2 separate regions of the Homo sapiens genome follow, and region 2 is linked to region 1. A link is an interaction called in ENCODE POLR2A ChIA-PET data of the cell type or tissue named here. Cell type or tissue: PC-3. All regions are shown on one strand. Each heading gives the region's core, and the rest is flanking DNA. Links, peaks and the distances in the headings are about the cores only.

Evidence for each region. ChIA-PET counts read pairs that join two places held together with the same protein. Peaks named below come from ENCODE experiments on the same cell type or tissue, not always from the same donor. Only the 100,000 strongest peaks of a DNase experiment are listed, where the experiment ranks them.
Region 2: POLR2A ChIA-PET joins it to region 1 with 45 read pairs; 4 of 35 experiments call an interaction of 5 or more read pairs at or near these places.

Annotation. Positions count from the first base shown.
Region 1 is chr16:75,055,778-75,061,155 of GRCh38, forward strand. All of the region lies in intron 1 of ZNRF1 (zinc and ring finger 1), which reads left to right. Among named protein-coding and RNA genes, the nearest start is that of LDHD, 58 kb to the right of the region's middle. In PC-3, for the core only: no CTCF peak of the experiment used is centred there; no DNase peak of the experiment used is centred there.
Region 2 is chr16:75,614,624-75,620,001 of GRCh38, forward strand. It overlaps ADAT1 (adenosine deaminase tRNA specific 1), which reads right to left. Exons shown (of 10, transcript NM_001324445.2): 4 at 3,963-4,017; 5 at 2,519-2,649. Among named protein-coding and RNA genes, the nearest start is that of ADAT1, 6.0 kb to the right of the region's middle. In PC-3, for the core only: no CTCF peak of the experiment used is centred there; DNase peaks (open chromatin) are centred at 98 and 2,188; H3K27ac peaks cover 2,872 bases.

The sequences.
Region 1 (5,378 bases), core at 155-5,154:
CATAAACACTCAGTCTTGTGGGGGTAGTTATTGCCTTTCCTACTAAAAGTAGCATTACCTGGGAAAGCTGGCCTTGTCTCCAACTGGGCACATCCTTGAAGGACCAAGAGGGTCTTCTAAGAAAACCATCAATGTTTCTGTTCCAGTATTTCCTCGATAAAGACATTTGCCAACCAGTGATCCAAGCTATCCCTCAGCTGCTCAGAATTTACCTCAATTCCTTTGCTGAGCAGGCATGTTGTATTTCTATGTAATGGGGCATATTTGCCTTTGGAGAAAATTCTGAGGACTGTAATCATTTTAGCCATTGATAGCTGATGGTCAGTTCTGCAGGTGCCTCTCCCCATATCACATTAAGACTCCTTTTTATATATAGTTTGAAGTTTAAGGATCCATAAGGATGAATTGGAATCTTCTTCTTAAGAGGTATGGGCTTAAGAAAGTTGAACTGTAAAAGGATCAGTTTCATTCTATTCAGCCCAGCGTGTAAGCCTAGTGACTGTGTGTTCATTCACATTTTCATCAGGCAGCTCTGGCCAGAGGCCCTGAAAGGGTTGAGTATGGTGGAAGATTCCATCGTTTTCAATGACAGTACTGCTCATAAGTTCTAGTGGTTCTGAAAAGAATAGGTTTAAAAGTGAGGTATAAGATTATGTATGATGTTGATGTTATGTGTGAGGTTGATGTTTACCTTTCTTGGTTGACAAATCTGGTATTGGTCCTCTGACAAGAATGGAAACTGTATGTTTGGACAAAAATACTGAAGATACAGATACTGAAGTTCACAAGTATCATGATGTGAGAGGATAGATCATTTTCATTTCAAGGACTTGGTTCATGGAAAAACCTTTTTTTTTTTTATTCCTTTGAGACAGTTTTCCTCTTGTCACCCAGGCTGGAGTGCAATGTCATGATCTCAGCTCACTGCAACCTCTACCTTCTGGGTTCAAGTGATTCTCTTGCCTCAGCCTCCCTAGTAGCTGGGATTACAGGTGTGTGCCACCATGCTTGGCTAATTTTTGTATTTTTAGTAGAGATGGGGTAACTTAAGAAGTTACCATGTTGGCCAGGCTGGTTTTGAACTCCTGACCTCATGTGATCCACCCGCCTTGGCCTCCCAAAGTGCTGGGATTACAGGCCTGAGCCACTGCGCCTGGTCAGGAAAAGACTTTTTAATGCCACTAGATTCCTCTCCTGATGCATTCAGGCCTGTGGCATCCTCTAGTTCAGTTTCTTGGGTAGTTGGTATTACAGATTTAGAGTCTTGTTTTGATGGACATTTCTCCATACAGAGTACCGTAATGCTGTTGCATTTTCTTTCAGATTTGTTCAGAATCTCCTGGGGGTTTCTCTCATTCAGAATCAGGTACTACCGGGGCATCTTGGAATACCCCCACCCTGCCGTCCTGCTGCATGTCCCTGCTCCTTTGACTCCATTGTAGTTCACGTGCTTGTTTGTTGCTTATTCATGCCAGATTTCTAATATAAATGGAATTTAGTAAGGTTATTCTAATACAAATACAGATGGTGACAGTTTTGTTTTCTTCTTTGCTCTGCTAGAGTCACCAGGTTTGATCAACACTTGGAGTTTTTTTTAATATATTGATTTGGTCCTGGATAAAGAGGTGCCAGATTAAGAAAAGCTCCTTAAGAAGCAATTTATTCCTTAGCCAGGGGCTTGGCCTGTTTGGTGTAGCAGAGTGACCAGATTCATTCTGGTCTTACAGGTGCTATCTTGACCGCTTTCATTTTTATAAATAAGGGATTCATCTTCCCTGGCCTCAGGATCGTCATAACAGCTGCTTTGCAAGAAATTCGATGGAATTGGTTCTTTCCTTCTGCCTTGGAAACTGCTATGTATTTTTCATTTTTATTTTTTTGAGAGTCTCACTCTGTCACCCCAGCTGGAGCGCAGTGGCACAACCTCAGCTTACTGCAACTTCCGTCTCCCGGGTTCAAGTGATTCTCTTGCCTCAGCCTCCTGAGTAGAGTAGCTGGGATTACAGGTGTGCACTACCACACCCAGCTAATTATTGTATTTTTAGTAGAGATGGGATTTTACCATGTTGGCCAGGTTGGTCGTGAACTCTTGACCTTAGGTGATCCACCTGCCTCAGCCTCCCAAAGTGCTGGGGTTTACAGGCGTGAGCCACCACGCCCACCCAGAAATTGCTGTTTATACATGGTGGGCTGTGTGTGGAGAAAAGTAGGGACCACTGCTGTTGTAAACCTTCTCAACAAATATGAGGCCTGAGAGAGAACCGCATTCCATCCTTTCTGGTCCTCTAAATACACTGATACTTGACCTGCCCTTTTTCCTTTCCTTTTCTTTTTTTTTTTTTTTTAAATATTTTATGTTATTTTATTATTTTAGAGACGGGGGGGTGGTCTCACTATGTTGTCCAGGCTGATCTCGAACTCCTGGTCCCATGCAGTCCTCCCACCTCAGCCTGCCTGGGACTACAAGCATGTGCCACAATGGACGCTCCTTTGCTTTCTGTGCGGGAGCGTTTAGATCTGAGGAGCGCTGTGGCTGGTCCCTTGAGGTGAGCTGTTCTCATCCATTATATGCAGCTTTTTCTACTTTGGCTTTCAGTAGCTTTGCTTGCAAGGAGCACTCTAAGAATAACACAATAAATGTTAGACCCAAGGATTATTTCCCCAAACCTGCTGGCCCAACACTGTTGCAGTCAGCAGGAACTAAGGAGAATAACAGAGTAGCCAAGGCCTCTCAAAAGAATGAGATAAATTGTTAAAGATGGGACAACTACTCTAGACCAGAAATGACTGCCATAGTGGGGATCAGTTAAAGAGGAATCATAGCCCTACTGGACAACAGGGCTCCCAGGACTTGGGCAGAAAGTAAGTAGCAAACCTCATCACGCTGCTTTGGAAAAGGGATTTGGGTTGAGTTTGGTAACCTGATGACAGACTAGGTGGAGGGTAGATGGCAGTGGGTGTTGGTACTCATCTTGCTCTGCTGGTTGGACTCAGGAGAGTTGTTCCACATCCTCGTGGTTCCTTTCCGTTTGTCCTTTAAATAAATCGGTCTCATCCCCCAGGAGATGCGCTGGGCTTTCTGTGTGCCTTAGTTGAGAGTGTTTGACCACCTTGTGTTTTCCTTGGACTGTTGATGAGCTGCTGCCAAATGTTACCCTTCCAAGGGGCTGCTACCCGCCAGGCTTTTCATACTTGAATATAAACAACTAGATACTGGCCTTGATCCCCAGCTGTGTGAGCATCTGGGAGCAGTGAAGGAAGCCTCAGAATGTGTCAGGCCTGCCTGCTCTAGGAAGAGCCAGAGGAACTGCCAACCATCCGGACTGTTTTGAGAGTAGGTGTCAGGACTTTGCAGCTACCCTTTGCCCTTGTAGGCTTGGCCCCAGATATCTTGGATTTTCTTTTTTCTTTTCTTTTCTTTTCCTTTCCTTCCTTCTTTCCTTCTTTCTTTCTTTTTTTTTTTTTTTCTTTTTTTTTTTTTTTTTGTGGAGAAAGAGTCTCACTCTGTCCCCCAGGCTGGAGTGCAATGGCGCAATTTTGGCTCACTGCAACCTCCACCTCCTCCGTTCAAGCGATTCTCCTGCCTCAGCCTCCCAAGTAGCTGGGACTACAGGCATGCACCACCACGCCTGGCTAAGTTTTGTATTTTTTGTAGAGACAGGGTTTCACCATGTTAGCCAGGCTGGATATCTTGGATTTTCAAAAAGAACAGCATAATGAATTCAGATAAAGCATGAGAAATCTCAGATGCAGTGGGGGTATCAGAGAAAACTACCCATCTTCTTACTTTTGTTTGTGACGAAATGGCTCAGATCTCGTAGGAACCGGTTTTTCAGCCATCAAAAAGACTCCCATCTATCTCTTGAAGTTTGTTCTCAGGTCTTATCTGATCCTTCCATTTCTGAATGTGAGCAGAGAAGTGTTTGGAGCCAAAAGTTCGAAGTTTTTACTCTACCTGTAATGTTTGGAAATTGTATAAATCAATTTAAACATGGACTAAAGGTCTTAGGCTGATGGATTTGACCGCTCCTTTCTCTCCTTCAGGCCGGCTTTGTTTCATTTGACCCTTGAAGTTACATTCTTTATGTTCCTTCATCTCATTTCTCTCTTCACTCCTTTACAAAGTCTAGGGGATCAGACAGACAATTTGACTAGGATTTTATGACTAGACCTCGTTTGATTATTTGGTACAGCCCAGGATATTAGGAGCTTCTCTCAGTTGTAGAAACCCAGGAGCACTTGGACTTGCCGTTACAAACCAAGGTGAAGTGACAGTTTTCTTTTCTTTTTTTTTTGAGGCGAGTCTCACTCTCTTGCCCAGGCTGGAGTGCAGTGACACGATCTCGGCTCACTGCAACCTCCGCCTCACAGGTTCAAGTGATTCTCCTGCCTCAGCCTCCCGAGTAGCTGGAACTACAGGCGCGCATCACCACACCTGGCTAATTTTTGTATTTTTAGTAGAGACAGGGTTTCACCATATTGACCAAGCTGGTCTCAAACTCCTGACGTTGTGATCCGCCCATCTTGCCTCCCAAAGTGCTGGGATTACAGGCATGAGCCATTGCACCCGGCCGACAGTTTTCTAAGTTAGGGTAGTCCCACCTTGCCTGTGGCAGGAGCAGGGAAATATATCCTATCTCTACATTTGAGCACAATGACCATGAAATCCACCCTAGCATACCAGACTCAGAAAATCTTTTTTTTTTTTTTTTTTTTTTTTGAGACAGTTTCATTCTGTCGCCCAGGCTTGGAGTGCAGTGGTGTGATCTCGGCTCACTGCAACCTCCGCCTCCCAGGTTCAAGCGATTCTCCTGCCTCCCTCCCAAGTAGCTGGTATTACAGGCACACACCACCCTGCCTTGCTAATTTTTGTATTTTTAGTAGAGATGGGGTTTTGCCATGTTGGCCAGGCTGGTCTTGAGCTCCTTGACCTCAAGTGATCCACTTGCCTCGGCCTCCCAAAGTGCTGAGATTACAGGCGTGAGCCACCGCGCCCGGCCAGAAACTTGGATTTTAATCTTGGCCGCAGCTTTGATTTTGATGGTAGAATTCCAAGGTCATCTCTATTTCTCCCCTGTACTATGAGGGTACTGGAGTTTTGTAACTTCGTGAGGAGGAGGAGGCTAAGAAAATAGGGAAGGAAGTTCTCAAGAAGGCTGTGCAGTGGTGACTCCCCTTCAGGGGACACTAACGAATTCAGATCCTAATATGAAGCTCTGATTAAAAAAAATAGTAATACATTTTTTGTGGGTACATAGTAGGTATGCATTTTTATGGGGTACATGAGATGTTTTGATACAGGCATTCAGTGTGAAATAATAAGCAGGTCATGAAGAATGGGGTATCCATCCCCTCAAGCATTTATCCTTTGAGTTACA
Region 2 (5,378 bases), core at 88-5,087, 560 kb after region 1:
ATCTCCCACTCTGCAGGCTTGGAAATTGGATCTTGACAGAATGCCTGAATGCAAGAGCCTGACTCATGCTAATAAAACTCATAAGAGCCTGAAGTAGCTAACCCAGCCAACAAATTATTAATTACTCATAGGATGTAAATACCAAGGGAGCCAGAGAGGCACATTCTCTAGGTAATGTTCTCTCTCTCTGCAGACAAACCATGGGAGGACATCACATTTTAAAAGATTACCAGCAAAATTTCCTGAAGATTTTTAAGATGAACAGAGGGTTGCCAACTTTTTATTCCATCAAGGAAGATCTTTAAAAATCTCAATTACCGGCCAGGCGCAGTGGTTCATGCCTGTAATCTCAGCACTTTGGGAGGCCGAGGTGGGCGAATCACTTGAGGTCAGGAGTTCGAGACCAGCCTGGCCAATGTGGTGAAACCCTGTTTCTACTAAAAATACAAAAAAATTAGCCGGGCGTGGTGGCGCATGCCTATATTCCCACCTACTTGGGAGGCCAAGGCAGGAGAATCGCCTGGACCCGGGAGGTGGAGATTGCAATGAGCCGAGATCGAGAAAAAAAAAAAAAATTCAATCGCCATCACTTAAAAAAAAACTCTCATTTCCTTTAAAGTGAAAGAAATTAGTTTTGCAAAATTCACTACATAGTCTTGAGCTTTCTTGGTTTTTTTCAGGGACTGTTCTCACAGATCAGTACCTGTTTGTTGACCACTGACTTAAGGAGTTTGATAAGGGCATAATCAAACTACATAAGTGTCCAGTATTTTGGCTTCCCTGGGCCACATTGGAAGAATAAAAATTGTCTTGGGCCACACACAAAATACACGAACGCAAACGATAGTTGATGAGCTAAAAAAAAAAAAAAAAAAAAAAAAAAAAAAAAAAAATCGCAAGAAAAATCTCATAATGTTTTAAGAAAGTTTAAGAATTTGTCTTGGGCCACATTCAAAGCTGTCCTGGGCTGCATGTAGCCAGGCAGGCCGTGGGTTAGACAAGTTTGGATTAGGCCATCAGGCTGTGATCCTCAGATGCTTCTTTCTCCACAATAAGGCTATAGCTGTCACTGGGATCACCCCGGTCCTAGCTACTCAATGTGTGGTCTATGGACCCACACTGCTGGCATGCCTTGGGAGTTGGCTAGAAATGCAGAACCTCAGGCCCCACTCCAGACCTAATGAATCTCAATCTGCATGTTCTTCAGGAGATTCATGTGCATATTACAGCTTGAGAGGAGCTGATTAGGAAACAACCTTTGGGCCTTGGACTAGGGCCCTTACGGCTAAGAAAAGAGCAAGGATGAGTGCTGCCTACCTGTCATTTTTCTGGGCTTTGACTCTTAAAACTCTTTTCTCATACTCTTTCTTTCTTCTCTCTCTTTTTTTTTTTTTCCCTTCTTTTTGACTGAGTCTTGCCGGGTCATCCAGGCTGGAGTGCAACGGCGCAATCTCGGCTCACTGCAACTTCTGCCTCCCGGGTTCAAATGATTCTCCTGCCTCAGCCTCCCGAGTAGCTGGGATTACAGGCATGCACCACCATGCCCAGCTAATTTTGTATATTTAGTAGAAATGGGGTTTCTCCATGTTGGTCAGGCTGGTCTGGAACTCTCGACCTCAAGTGATCTGCCCGCCTCGGACTCCCAAAGTCCTGGCATTACAGGTGTGAGCCACCGTGCCTGGCCTCATTCTTTCTTAAGCTGTATCTATATTTTCAATTTGAGTTATGATCAAATCTACACAGCTATTCTATTTCTTCATAGTGATTTCTTATCTCTGCTCTAATTGCATGTGTTAGCTTTAAAGCTTAAAAGTTTTAAGGTTTAATCTTATATCCTTATTTCAAAGGTTTTAGGGTGAGAAAATTTTGCTGCCATCCTGAGTTGTTATCCACAAAAGGTAGAAGTTATTTTCAATTTTTAAGAAAGAAAAACAAAAGACGGAAATGACACCCCCTTCACCCCAGGCTAGGTCTTCCTGTCTTATGCAACCATAGCACCTGAACATACCCTTATAACCCACCAAAATTTACCCTAACTAACCATGACTGTCTACATTTCCTAAAAGACTATGAAGGTAAGCAATATGCTAGTCTTATTCATTTCTGTATACTCAGTATGTCATATCGTGCCTGACAAATAGTAGAAAGTATTTGTTCAATGACTAAATGAACGAAATGAGTTTTAGGATAAGTCACTATAGGATTTCCAAGCCCCATGTTGGCTTCACATCTTGTGAGGTTTCAGCCTTACGCTCCTAATCCTGATTCTGAGAATTGACTAATAGTATGAGTGAGACTCTGCACCCCTTGCCTCTGTCTTCTCTTTAGATGAAACCTTTAGAAGTGATTAGGTACACTAGCCTGTCATAAAAAGGCACTGTCACTACTTGTGGCTACTTGTGACTACCTGTGGCTACTTCAGCCATTAGTGCTTTTTAGGAAAAAACCTACCTATGGATAACACAAACATAAGGAAGTAGTTCATGTAACATTAATCCAAAGGCTTGAATATACTTACAGGGTGTATGGCTGGAGAAAAACACAAAAATGAGGTCTCGTCTAAGTTTCCACACTCCTTTTTGAGTTCCTGGGACAAAGATGCTATCCTCTTTCAGGGTGGCTGCCAACTGGAGTTGGTGGAGAAGGTACCTAAGGGTTGCAAGATGTTATTAGGATGAACAACCGATCTCTGTGGTAAGGGGAAAGCCTCTGGTTGGGTGATTACTAAGACAGCTTACTGTAGACTAATGGGACTGGTAGTGATGGGGAATTATGAGAATGCTCTAGACCAGTGATTCTCAAAGTGTGGTCCCTGTACCAGCAGCATCAGCATCACCTGGGAATTTGTTAGACCTCCAATTTCAACTGGCCTCGGTGGCTCATATCTGTAACCCCAGCTACTTGGGAGACTGAGGCAGGAAGACTGCTTAAGCCCAGGAGTTTGAGGCTGTAGTGAGCTATGATTCTGCCACTGTACTTCAGCTTGGGTGACAGAGTGAGACTCTATTTTTGTTTCTTTTTTTTTTTTTAGAAAAATAAAAAAGAAAGAAGAAACCCAATTTCTGAGGTTCCACCCTAGATATGCTGAATCAGAATCTCTGTGGTGGGCTCAGCAATCTGGGTTTTAACAAGCCTTCTAGGTTCTTCTGATGTACAATCAAGTTTGAGTACCACTAGTCCAGGCCAGGATTGTGACTCATGCCTGTAAATCCGGCACTTTAGGAGGCTGAGGCAGGAGGATCGCTTGAGCCCCAGGAATCCAACACCAGCCTGGGTAGCATAGTGACACCCTGTCTTTAAAAAAAAAAAAAAACCCAGGAAAAGTTAGCTGGGTGTGGTGGCATGCGCCTGTAACCCCAGCTATTCAGGAGGCTGAGGTGGGAGGCTTGCTTGAGTCCCAGGAGGCCAAGGCTGCAATGAGCTGAGATCACATCACTGCACTCTAGCCTAGGTAACAGAGCAAGACCCTGTGTCCAAAAAAAAAAAAAAAAAAAAAAAAAAGAGAGAACCACTAGTCTAGACCACATTACTACTCAAAAGTGTAGTTTACAGACTAATATCATCTGTATTACCTAGGAGCTTATTAGAAATGTAAATTCTGGGTGAGGCGCGGTGGCTCACACCTGTAATCCCAGCACTTTGAGAGACTGAGGCGTGTGGATAATGAGGTCAGGAGTTTAAAACCAGCCTGGCCAGCATGGTGAAACCCCATCTCTACTAAAAACACAAAAAATTAGTTGAGCATGGTGGCACGGGCCTGTAGTCTCAGCTACTTGGGAGGCTGAGGCAGGAGAATTGCTTGAACCCAGCAGGCGGAGGTTGCAGTGAGCTGAGATCATGCCACTGCACTCCAGCCTGGGCAACAGAGCAAGACTCTGTCCCCCCCAAAAAAAAAAAAAAAAGTAAATTCCGGGACTCCCACCCCAGTCCTGCTGAACCATACTCTGGAGATGTGGCTTTACCTTTGGAAACTCCTTCTGGCTATGACCTCAGCATGGCTATCATTGAGGATGTCTCCTGCGGCAAAGATAGGACACCAGGTGAAGACATATGGAAGCTGGAGAGGGTCTGGTTCCTAGAAGCAGAACACAGCAGTCCCACCAGCACCCAGGATGGTCATGTAGCTCCTGGAGAGCTTTGCCAGAAGGTACCACAATCATGAATAACAATGCATCAGGTGCAGGGTTTCTCAACCCAGCACTGTAGACATTTTGGGCCAGAAAATTTTTTGTTGTGGGGGATCTATTCCATCCATACACTGTAGACTGTTTATTAGTAGTATTCCTGGCCTCTACCCATGAGATGACACTAGCACCCCTCCCTCAGTTGTGACAACTAAAAATGTCTCTAGACATTGCGAAATGTCCTCTGGGATGCAAATCACCCCCAGGTGAGAAACATTAATTTATAGAAAAACCTCATTCGGAGAACAAAGGTCTAGATCTTTTGTACAGAAGTATCCTACTTGTGCTCATGGTGGTACAATTCCATCTAATCCAATCCACAGTGATCCTGGAACAGGTTCCTCATATACAGGAGGTTAAGGCAAGGAGAATGGTAGAAGCCAACTCAAAGAGGAACCTGCTAGCTAGAAGAGGTAAAGACCCCAGATCTCGGCCAGGGACGCAATAGCTCATGCCTGTAATCCCAGCACTTTGGGAGGCCAAGGCAGGAGGATAGCTTGAGGCTGGGAGTTTGAGACCAGCCTGGCTAACACAGTGAGACCAAATCTCTACAAAATAAAAATGAAAAAAATTAGCTGCACATAGGTGTGCATAGCTGTGCACACCTATAGTCCAGCTACTCAGGAAGCTGAAGTGGGAGGATCACTTGAGCCCAGGAGTTCAAGGCTGCAGTGAGCTATGATAGTACCACCGTACTTCAGTGAGACCCTGTCTCTTAAAAAAAAAAAAACCACTGAAACAGACAAATAAAAACCCCCAGATCTCTAAGGAATTTTCATATTCTTGTTGAGGCCCAAAGCTTCCTGTCATTCAAGATTGCTTACCAGGTGCGGTGGCTCACACCTTTAATCCCAGCACTTTGGGAGGCCAATGTGGGCAGATCACCTGAGGTCAGGAGTTCAAGACTAGCTTGGCCAGCATGGTGAAACCCCGTCTCTAAAAAAATACAAAAATTAGCTGGGCGTGATGGTGGGTGCCTGCTGAGGCAGGAGAATCGCTTAAACCCAGGAAGGGGAGGTTGCAGAGCAGTGAATCGAGATTGCCCCATTGCACTCCAGCCTGGGTGACAGAGCGAGACTCCGAGTCAAAAAAAAAAAAAAAAAAAAAGATTGCTTTCTTGGGCTTCAGAAGCCACTCAAGCTGCATCCTCTACCTGCTATAGAGTCCCAAAGCCTTCCAGACCTAATGTGGAAT